2 separate regions of the Homo sapiens genome follow, and region 2 is linked to region 1. A link is an interaction called in ENCODE POLR2A ChIA-PET data of the cell type or tissue named here. Cell type or tissue: Caco-2. All regions are shown on one strand.

Evidence for each region. ChIA-PET counts read pairs that join two places held together with the same protein. Peaks named below come from ENCODE experiments on the same cell type or tissue, not always from the same donor. Only the 100,000 strongest peaks of a DNase experiment are listed, where the experiment ranks them.
Region 2: POLR2A ChIA-PET joins it to region 1 with 7 read pairs; 8 of 35 experiments call an interaction of 5 or more read pairs at or near these places.

Annotation. Positions count from the first base shown.
Region 1 is chr17:50,684,499-50,689,498 of GRCh38, reverse strand. It overlaps ABCC3 (ATP binding cassette subfamily C member 3), which reads right to left. Exons shown (of 31, transcript NM_003786.4): 29 at 4,624-4,790; 30 at 1,769-1,963. Among named protein-coding and RNA genes, the nearest start is that of ANKRD40, 21 kb to the left of the region's middle. RefSeq lists a silencer at 1,857-2,151 and an enhancer at 4,365-4,851. In Caco-2, no CTCF peak of the experiment used is centred here; DNase peaks (open chromatin) are centred at 128, 2,008, 2,648, 4,578 and 2 weaker places; H3K4me3 peaks cover 2,948 bases.
Region 2 is chr17:50,557,867-50,562,866 of GRCh38, reverse strand. CACNA1G (calcium voltage-gated channel subunit alpha1 G) reads right to left here and starts at 2,152. Exons shown (of 38, transcript NM_018896.5): 1 at 1,166-2,152. The coding sequence starts at 1,407. It overlaps CACNA1G-AS1 (CACNA1G antisense RNA 1), which reads left to right and starts at 759. Exons shown (of 2, transcript NR_038439.1): 1 at 759-939. RefSeq lists enhancers at 604-1,193, 2,553-2,602 and a silencer at 1,953-2,332. In Caco-2, no CTCF peak of the experiment used is centred here; DNase peaks (open chromatin) are centred at 2,246 and 2,796; H3K4me3 peaks cover 2,060 bases; H3K27me3 peaks cover 308 bases.

The sequences.
Region 1 (5,000 bases):
TGAGCCTCCTGCCTCCTCCTCCCCTCTAGTTTCTAGGGAGCACAGCCTGCCAGGCCAGGGCCAGTTCACTCCCGTGAGGCTTCTGAGTCACCCAGCCCTCTCTCCTCGACCTCCAGCACCACACTTTGACATCTGGCACAATGAGGGAGTGGTCTGCCTCTCCAAGGAAGCCACAAGCTTCTGAGGGCATGGCCCCTCCCCTCATCCTTGGAGGGCCTAGCGCAAGAATTAGAGCAAGGGGCTGGGGAGGACACTGTCATTTCCCAGGATCACCTGCAGTTTAAATATCTTTCATTGACTTTTTTCTTTTTTTTGAGGCAGAGTCTCGCTCTGCACCCAGGCTAGAGTGCAGTGGCGCAAACTCTGCCTCCTGGGTTCAAGTGATTCTCCTGCCTCAGCCTCCTGAGCAGCTGGGACTACAGGTGCCTGCCACATGAGAGGCTAATTTTTGTATTTTTAGTAGAGACAGGGTTTCACCATGTTGGCCAGGCTGGTCTCTAACTTCTGACCTCAAATGATCTGCCTGCCTCGGCCTCCCAAAGTCCTGGGATTACAGGTGTGAGCCACCGCGTTGGCCACCATTTTTTTTTTTTTTTGAGACAACGTCTCACTCTGTCACTCAGACTGGAGTGTCCTGGCGTAATCTTGGCTCACTGCAATCTTTGCTTCCTGAGTTCAAGCAATTCTCTGTCAGCCTCCCGAGTAGCTGAGATTACAGGCATGCACCACCACATCCGGCAAATTTTTGTTTTTGTTTTGTTTTGTTTTGTTTTTAGTAGAGACAGGGTTTCTCCATGTTGGCCAGGCTGGTCTTGAACTCCTCACCTCAAGTCATCCGCCCTCCTTGGCCTCCCAAAGTGCTGAGATTACAGGTGTGAGCCACTGTGCCCAGCCCTCATTGACTACGACAATCCCACGAAGCATCATTTTCATTTGAAACAGGCTCAGAAAGGTTTTGCAAATTGCCCAGGGTCACACAGCAGCCTGGGACTCCAGACACAGTGCTCTCCCCACAAGGCTCAGCTCCTCATGGTGCTGTCACGGTCCAGCTGCCACTTGAGTTGCTTCTTCATCTGTGACCAGAGTGGCTGTGAGACACCAATAAGGTGAGGGACATGCAGGCACTCTGCCAGCAGGTTTCTTAGGAAGTGATGGGACTCAGCATGAAGCCTCCAGTTCCCCTTACATTGCCTCATGGAGGAGGCAGGATGCAAGTGGCCTGTGCACAAAGACAGTGCCTGTGGAGCCCAGTGTGCCCTTCCCCATGTGTTAGAAAATGTCATTGTTGAAGCTGGGCGCAGTGGCTCACGCCTGTAATCCCAGCACTTTGGGAGGCCGAGACAGGTGGATCACTTGAGGTCAGGAGTTCGAGACCAGCCTGGCCAACATGGTGAAACCGTCTCTACTAAAAATACAAAAATTAGCCGGATGTGGTGGTGCACGCCTGTAATCCCAGTACTTCGAGAGGCTGAGGCTGCAGTGAGCCACTGCACTCCAGCCTAGGCAACAGAGCAAAACTCTGTCTCAAAAAAAAAAAAGAAGAAGAAGAAGAAAAATGAAAATGTCATTGTATACCCCACCCCTGAGCCCAGGCCACCCCACTCTGGTCTGCCCCTTATCCAGATCTTGGGAAACTCTGCTCTGCCTGCCATGCCCTAGCAATCCCAGGAACATTGCCTTGTTCAGATAACCCTAATCTGCCCTGCCCATTCCTGATGCCCCAGGTGGCCCCACCAGGTTCCCCATTGCTCAGGTTTCCGTGTCCCACCTGGTGTAGTCCATGATAGTGTTAAGCCGGTGTGCGATGGTCAGGACAGTGCAGGTATCAAACTGGGTGCGGATGGTAGCCTGGATGAGGTTGTCAGTCTCCAGGTCGATGGCAGCTGTGGCCTCGTCTAAAACCAGGATGCGGCTCTTGCGGAGCAGGGCTCGGGCCAGGCACACGAGCTGCCTCTGGCCCACGCTGGGAGTGGAGAAGGCAGGCATTTCCAGCTGGGGGCCTCCCACCTGCCTCTGGGCCTCATTCCCAGACCTGTTTCACTCCTCAGTGGCCCAGGACTGGTTTTCTGTCTGACTTCTCCCATTTCTGCCACAGCCCAGCCCTCCAGAACGGAGCAGAGGTCTGGACACCATTGGGATAATGAGGGGCCTTGGGGAATGAGCCAGTGCTAAAAGGCATTGTGAAATCCCTGGTCTGCTCTTGGCACCCTTGGCCTCCTCTCTCGGTGCTTTCTTCCCCATCCTTGCTTTTCAGCTAGTGCCGTGATGTTTCTCTGCTTCACTCTATCAGCCATTTACACCTTAGTAAGAACATACTTGCATGGCTCTTCTTGGATATTTGCAAATAGGCCACACGATGCCATCTTGCTGAGCCTAATATCACACAATTCAGGCAGTCACCTCCCACCCCATAGGGAATACAGGCCAGGGCTCTGCTTCTGGGACAAGAAAATGGCAGGGCAGAGGAACACCCGGGGACTCTTTGTGTCTGGTCACTGAGGAGGTAAAGGAGGAGCAGGACACACGCCTTCAGCCTCCTGCTCTGGAAGCCAGAGCCAGCAGACAAAACGAGGCTGTGTTCCCAACCAGAGGCCACAGCATCCCCACATCCAAGGACAAATACCTCAGCCCTTCCCAAAGGCGTGAGTCACCACAGCCGGAGTAAAGTCCGGGCTCTCTCCCTGGCCCATTCCCGCAACTAATGAAGGTTTTGGCAGCAGAATAAGCCGCCGGATAGAACTCAGGGCTGATTTATGGTGGAACTGGCACAGGACACAGGTTATACTTAAAGTGGCTACAAGCTCAGTGAGGGAGGAGGGGAGCTGATTTCTGTCTCTGATCACGGCATGTGTCGGGGTGGGGCATGCTCTGGGGGAAGTGTTGAGAGCAAGCAGGTGAGAAGAATGGATCAAGCAAGAGACAGTCATGGGGCACAGGGTCTGGAGAGACCATGTTTGTCCGCCAGCCACCCCCACGTGGTTATGTAAGTGAGAGCCACTTAAGATGCATATTTAGTCTTAAGGGCTGCGTGGGTGGCAAGGGAGTCCCACCCTTGGGATAATGAGGGGCCTTGGGGAATGTTGTCCAGGTGAGGGAGGTGGCTGTGATACAGCAAGGAAAGGTTTGGGACAGAGCCAGAGTCCCCGCTCTGCCCCTTACCAGCTGAACTGCTGCGAGGAAATCATTTCAAACCGTGGAGGCTCGTTTCTGGCCCACAGGACCATGGTAAAGATTAAAGGAGAAAGTGGAGGCCAGAGTGCTTTGAATATTGTTAAGTGCTGGGCAAATGTAAAGTTTTTTTTCTTGAGACGAAGTCTCGCTCGGTCACCCAGGCTAGAGTGCAGTGGTGAGATCTTGGCTCACTGCAACCTCCGCCTCCAGGGTTCAAGCGATTCTCCTGCCTTGGCTTCTCGAATAGCTGGGATTACAGGCGCCCGCCATCACGCCTAGCTAATTTTTGTGTTTAGCAGAGACAGGGTTTCACCATGTTGGCCAGGCTGGTCTTGAACTCCTGCCCTCAAGTGATCCACCTGCCTTGGCCTCCTAAAGTGCTGGGATTACAGGCGTGAGCCACTGTGCCTGGCCTTGTTTTAGTTTTTGAGGTCTGGGGAGGGTGCATGAGTATGGACTGAATATAAAAATGAAAATAGGGAAGAGGAGGAGGAGGAGGAGAAGATGGAGGGAAGGGAGGAGGGGAAAAGCTGACATTTTACAGGAGCATCCAAGCGAAGCGCTTTTCCTGTCATCACACTGACCCTAACACTGCTCTGTCCAGGTGGTAGCCACTGGCCCCATGTGGCTATTAGCACTTGAAATGTGACTAGTCCAAATTGAGACATTCTGTAAATGTGAAATATACACTGGATTTCAAACTTGTAGGAAGAAACGCAAAATATTTCTAATACTTATATCAATGATGTGTTGAAATAATATTTTAGATATATTGGGCTAAATAAGTTATAGTATTACAGTTTATTTTGCTTGTTTTTCCTTTTTAAAAAGTGTGGCTATAAGAAAAAAACATTAGCTTCATATGCATGACTTGCTTTGTTTTTTATTGGGCAGCATAATGCAAAGAGGTTTGGACTGTTATTATCTGCCTTTTAGAGTGAAAGAAAAGTAGGCACAGAGAGGTTAAGCAACTAGCCCCAAATCACACAGCTAGCACAGGTATAGGTATCTCCAACCTTTAGACTCAGTAAGAGGTGACTACTGGCCCCTCCAGTGCATAGCCCAGTGGCTGAGGACATAAAATCTGGGGCTGTAAGAAAGCTCTGGAGGGGAGAGGGCTTCCTCAAAGGGTTTTGGAATCTCCCAGAGCTGGTTCAAATCCCAGACCTGCCTTCTCCCAGCTGTGCAACTTAGGTCAAGCCCTTTACCATCTCTGAGCCTCAGTTCCCTGACCGGTGAAGTGGGATCATGGACCACCGCTGGGGCTTGTGTGAGGAGTCGGCGGGGCAGTACACCATGCCTGGCACACGGAATATGCTCAATACGAAAGGACAGCCCTGTGCACATCCGGGCTGGCCTCATCTCTGTGTCATTGGTGTCAGGTTTCCCAGCACCCGCCAGGGTTTCCCAGGGAGGGTTGCAGTTCCTGACCTCTGCACTCCCAGTGTTTACCTGAGATTCTCCCCGCCCTCTGAGCACTGGAAGTCCAGGCCTGCCGGCTGGGAGCTCACAAACGTGTGCAGGTGGGACAGCTCCAAAGCCCACCAAATGTCCTCCTCTGAGTAGCTGCCGAAGGGGTCCAGGTTCATGCGCAGGGTCCCCGAGAACAGGATGGGGTCCTGGGGATACAACGTGGCCTCAGAGGGAGGCAGCTTAGGCCCTATGAGGAGCCATAGGCCCCAGGTCCAGGGAAGAAGAGAGGGATTAAGGTGGCAGCATTCCCACTCTGTTTCCAGCTCCCCAGAGGACACAATGGCCAAAGAGATAGAAAATTGCCTGTAGGGGAGTGATAAACCTCAGCTTTGCCAATCACGAAGACCTCTGTTGAA
Region 2 (5,000 bases), 130 kb after region 1:
TGACTGGGCTGGGGTCTCCCCTACCACTCCAGCCTGGGCAGACAGGGAGCAGTGCTAAATCCATCTCCCTGGAATGTGGGGCTTGCATTCCCCAAACCTATCTGCGGAGTCTACGCTGGGGTGGTGGACCCGAGTCCTCCTTAGTGAACACACTGACAGTATTACTGTCCCCTCAAGACTTTCGCGGGCCTGCAGTCCCCCATACCTGGTCTGCAGGAGCACTCTTTATTTGTGAAAGGGGAGGAGTAACCTGGACCAGCTTAACCCCATCCCCCACTTGCTAAAAAAGCTCTTGACACAGTCTTTCCCTCCACAAGAAAAATCCAGCATAAAACTCCCCAACCCAATCTTAAGCACCCTGCATCGAATGGAGATCGGGTAGGAGGCACCCGCGGCACTGGGCTCTAGCGGAAAGGGGCTCCACTCCCAGCTCCGGGGGCAGACAGCTCCCCTCCACCACATCTTGTTCTCATTCTGCGCCCCTGACATCAGCCGCCGCCGGAATCTCCTTGTTGTGCCTCCAACCCGCGAGGTGGGGGGTGAGGTGGGCCAGGACCTGGTCCCCGCCCCCCAACATCTCCTTCTAGGTCAGTAAAAACCTCAGCCTCAAGGACCAGGTTGGGGGATCAGACCCTAGAATCCGCCGCAAACTTTGGGGCGGGGGAAGGAGGGAAACCCAGGAGATTGCGGTCCCCCCTCCTCCGTCCCCGCAGCTTCCTCCCCACCGCCCCCACCCACCCCCCACCAAACTCGGAAACCAAACCCAGCTCGCTAACCGGCGCGGGCAGAGTACAGCTCCCAGGCTCCCGAAGCTTCCCACATCTGGAGGATGACGACCCTCCCCTGACCACATCTGGAGGGCGTCCAGCTGCGAGCCAGCGGGGCACAGCTCTCTTCTCCTGGCCTGGATCCCCACCCCCCCAACCCAGGAAGACTGAGGTGTGTGTACGCAGGTGGGGTAAGCCCGGGTTACCGACGAGACCTGCTCGCGTCTCCGCTCCCACTCTGGTGCCCCCTCCCCTCCCTGGCAGCCCCCCCCCCATCCGCCTACCCTCCGGGCTCACTTCGACTCACCTGGCGGTGGGTCTTCTTCCCCCCCGACCCCCGGCGGTGCGGCCCGTCCCCCTTCTGACCCCGCGCCTGGCCGTCGTGCCCCGAAGGATATGGGTTACAGACCGTGCGGAGACACCAGCTCCGCGGGCGGCTGTCCTGGCTCAAGTAGAAGAAAACCACCGGGGCCAGCGCCGGGTACGGCAGCCCCTCCGCCTCGGAGTCCGCGCTGCCCGGGTCCTTTTCTGCTGACCCCGGCCCCGGCCGGCCCCCGGCCCCCGACAGGTCGTTGAGCCGCATGAAGCTCCGGGGCTGTCCCGACTCCTCGGCGCCCGCTCCATCCTCCTCCTCGTCCATCCTCTGGCCAGCCGGGGCCCCGGGCGATCCGGAGAGGGGCAAGCGGCGCCCCTCAGAGGAGGTGTCCTCACGCAACCCGGGGGCCCCGGCGGGGGCACATCTGGTGGGCTCTAGGGCGCAAGCTGAGCCCCCGGGAGGGCCAGTTCAGCCCAGCTCCCCCTGCCCGCAGGGGCATGCTGCCCGCGGGGCGCCGGGGCGCAGGGAAACCCCGCCCGGCGCGAGTCCCGCTTCCCCTGCGCCCCTGGGGCTTCCCGGGCCAGCCGGCCGGCTCCCCCTCACTTTGTTCCGGCTTCTTCGCTTCGCGCCCAGGCTCCGGTTGCCGGATTCGGCGCTACCTTCGGCGAAGCCGCCCCGAGAGGGCGAACGAAAAGGGGGGCAGCGGCGGAGGGCGGGGGTCCGGGGAGGGGCGCCCCCTCTTCCCGCGGCGCAGCTGGAGCCGGATCTAAGGGGTCAGCATCGTCCCGGCTCCGCGCCAGGCGGCGGGGGAGGGGAGGAGGGATCTCTTTAGGGGTGGGCTTGGAGGGGGTGGGGGCGGCTCCTTCCCCCGCCCCGCCGCGGGCTCACTGTCCGGGAGGGGCGGGGAGACAGTGGGGGGCAGTCCCGGGCGGGAGTGGAGGCGGAGATGCCGCCGCCGCAGCCGCCGCGGTGGCTGCCGCTGCCGTAGCTGTCGCCGGCGCCACAGCCTCCTCCTCCGGCCGAGACGCGGAGCGAGCGAGCGAAAGCGGCGGCGAGGAGCCCCGCGCACACCACAGCTGGATCCCTCACTTCAACTTCAAGCCTCGGCCCCGCCCCCAGACAGCCCCGCAGCCAATCGCCGGACGCCGCCGGCCCCGAGCCGCGCGCCCATTGGCCGTCCGCCGTGGCAGTGCGGGCGGGAGCGCAGGGAGAGAACCACAGCTGGAATCCGATTCCCACCCCAAAACCCAGGACCGCCCCTCTCCCCTCCCCTTGCCCCTGGGTCCGCTCCCGAAGGCTGGAGCCAATCAGACTGCTGCCCAGACCGAACCCACTTTCCTATTGGCCATTGGGGTCTTTGGGACTCCCTTGGAGGGAGCCCGAAGAATCAGAGTATTCGGCGCGGGGTCCTGGCGTAGGGCCGCAGGCCCCAGGCATCCTTTGTCCACGACCCCTGATTTGGGCAGCAGCCGGAGGACGGAGCTCAGCTCTGGGCGGGCCTGGGGAAGAAAGGAGACAGGCGGCACGGGGGTGAGGGTTGTCACCAGGGGGTCCCAGAGCGAAATCCCAGGTCTCCACCTGGTTAATCTCCCACCCTGGAGTTGAGCTTGGCTGCGGGACTGGGGGAGGGAAGGAGCGGAGCTGGATGTCCTGGGGGTGGGGCTTCAGGCTGGAGGGGCCCAGTCTTGGAGAAACGGGCGGAGCTCGAGAAAGGCTAGGGTAGGCATGGTCTGGGCGTGGCCTCCACAAATCTCTTGGGCTTATTGGTCATACTCCCGAGTCAATTCTGAGACTTCGACCCTGACCTCGTAACCCTAACCCGCTGGACCTGACCTCACATTGACGCTCCTGGGCTTCATCCCTTTGCCCCTAGGGACCTTTTGAAGGGCGTGGACTCCACGCAGGGGCTTCGTGCTTGAACACGTGGCCCCAGGCAGGTCGCGCTGGACCGCAGAGCCCGGATCCCCAGGAGGGGCTGCGGAGCAGAGCGAGGACCCCTAAGAAGGAACCTGTGGGGGTCTCGAGTGTGTGGGAGGGGGCGGAAGCACAGAGCTGGGCTTTATCGACTCGACCTTCAAAGTCCCCACCACCGCCACCCCCCAACTTCGTGCCTCAGTTTCTCTTAAGTCCCTATGTGGCTTAGGGAAAGAGTGTCCGCGGAACTGGAACTTCGCGGGTCTGCCGCCTTCACTCACTCACCTTAACCCTACCGGCAGCGGGCCCTCGTGGGTTTGTGCTTTCCACGCGTGCACACGCACGCGCAGACCCCGGCCCTTGCCCCGCCTACCTCCCCGAGTTCTGGGGCTCAGTCGGCTCTAGCTCTCTCCTGCCGCCGGCGCCACTCCAGAAAGCTGTGGGTACCCGGGAGCGGAGCGCCGCGGGTGTGCTGGGCGCCGGTGGAGGGGGGAACAGCGAGGATTAGACGCCGGGAAGCACTTCCCCAACATCTGCGAGAGGTAGACACGGCGGAACCTAGTGGGTCAGTCAGTTCCCTCTCCGGAGATTTTGGGGCGCTTGCGCCACTGCGGAGAGGCGGCGGGATGGGTCGGATGACCTCCATCACCACCCCTCACTTTGCTGAGGCCATCACCCCTGGGCGTTGTTCACTCTCCTAAGGCTGCACCACCCACGCAGCCCCCGCGCACCTCCCGCCACCGCAGAGGGTTGGGGTCGTCTCAGTTCCCGCCCCGGCCGATGGGGGGAGGGGATGGGGGAAGTGGCAGAGTGGCTGCTGCGCCGTCGTCTCCCTGGTTGCCCTTTCGCCGAATCCATGCACAGAGTTGTGTAAATGAGGCCGGGCGGGCTCATTTGCATTTCATGCTAATGAGCAGATCCCCTAAGTGCCTTTTTTTCCTGGCGGGAGTCTCTGCTCTCATTCTGAGTATGCGGCGCCTGAGTCTTGAACCCCGTGCCGTCTTCTGGGAAAGGGGGGCTATTTATGGTTGCTCCGCGCGTCTGACACCTTCTTCCCTCCCGAGAGGCCGCAGTCTGCCGGGTCGGCCTGCCCTTCCCGCCAGGATAGAGGCCCCGGGGCTGGCGCGAGAAGTAGGGACGCCCAACACCCCTTCTTTGCAGAGGGGAAAATGAGGACAGAGAGGCTGGCCCAGCCCAATGATCAGGTCCCCTGGTGGTCAGCAGGCCCCACACCCTCATCCATCATCCCGGCCACCCCTGGGCTCTGGACTGAACTCTGTTCTAGAACATGCCCGAAAGGAGGGCAGGCACAAACGCACCATCTAGATAAATTGAGATCCACATGCACTTCCCTGGGTTCAGGACCTAGGGGAGACCGGCCACGCAAGACAGGATCTGATCCCTGTACTCGGCATGTTGGGGCTGATGGCCAGTCGGAGATGCTTACCCTTAGCCTGAGTGCCAGAGAGGAGGCAGAGGCAGAACCTACAGGGAAGGCAAAGAAGACCTGAAACCATCTTTATTTAACTCCAGCCCTCCAAGCCTCAGCTCTGACATCACCTCCTCAGAGTGGCCTTCTTTCCAGCAAGTATTTCAATGCCACTTAAGTGCCAAGGTGCTTAGGATACAGCACCGAGCCAGACACAAGTCTGGAACTTCACAGCACTTAGCCCAGGCTGGGATTATATGTTTGTGTTTGCAGTAATGAAATGATCATCTCCCTATCTAGGCTCTGTGTTCCCAGAGGGGCTATGTTCATTTTGCTCACTAGGGCCTTGTCTAGTGTCGGGCACAAAGTTGTTAGGTGAATGAATGACCTCAGGCAGGGAAAGGGAAACAAAGGGACAAGAAATTCCTTTCTTTGGGCCTCAGTTTCTCAACAAAGACACTAAGCCTAACTAAGAGTTTTTCTGGGTTTGAGGAAGAACCCCCCCCATATATACCCTGCTCAGCCAGCCCCTCCAGCCCCCTCCAGCCCTGCCTTTACCCCTCCCTCACAGCCC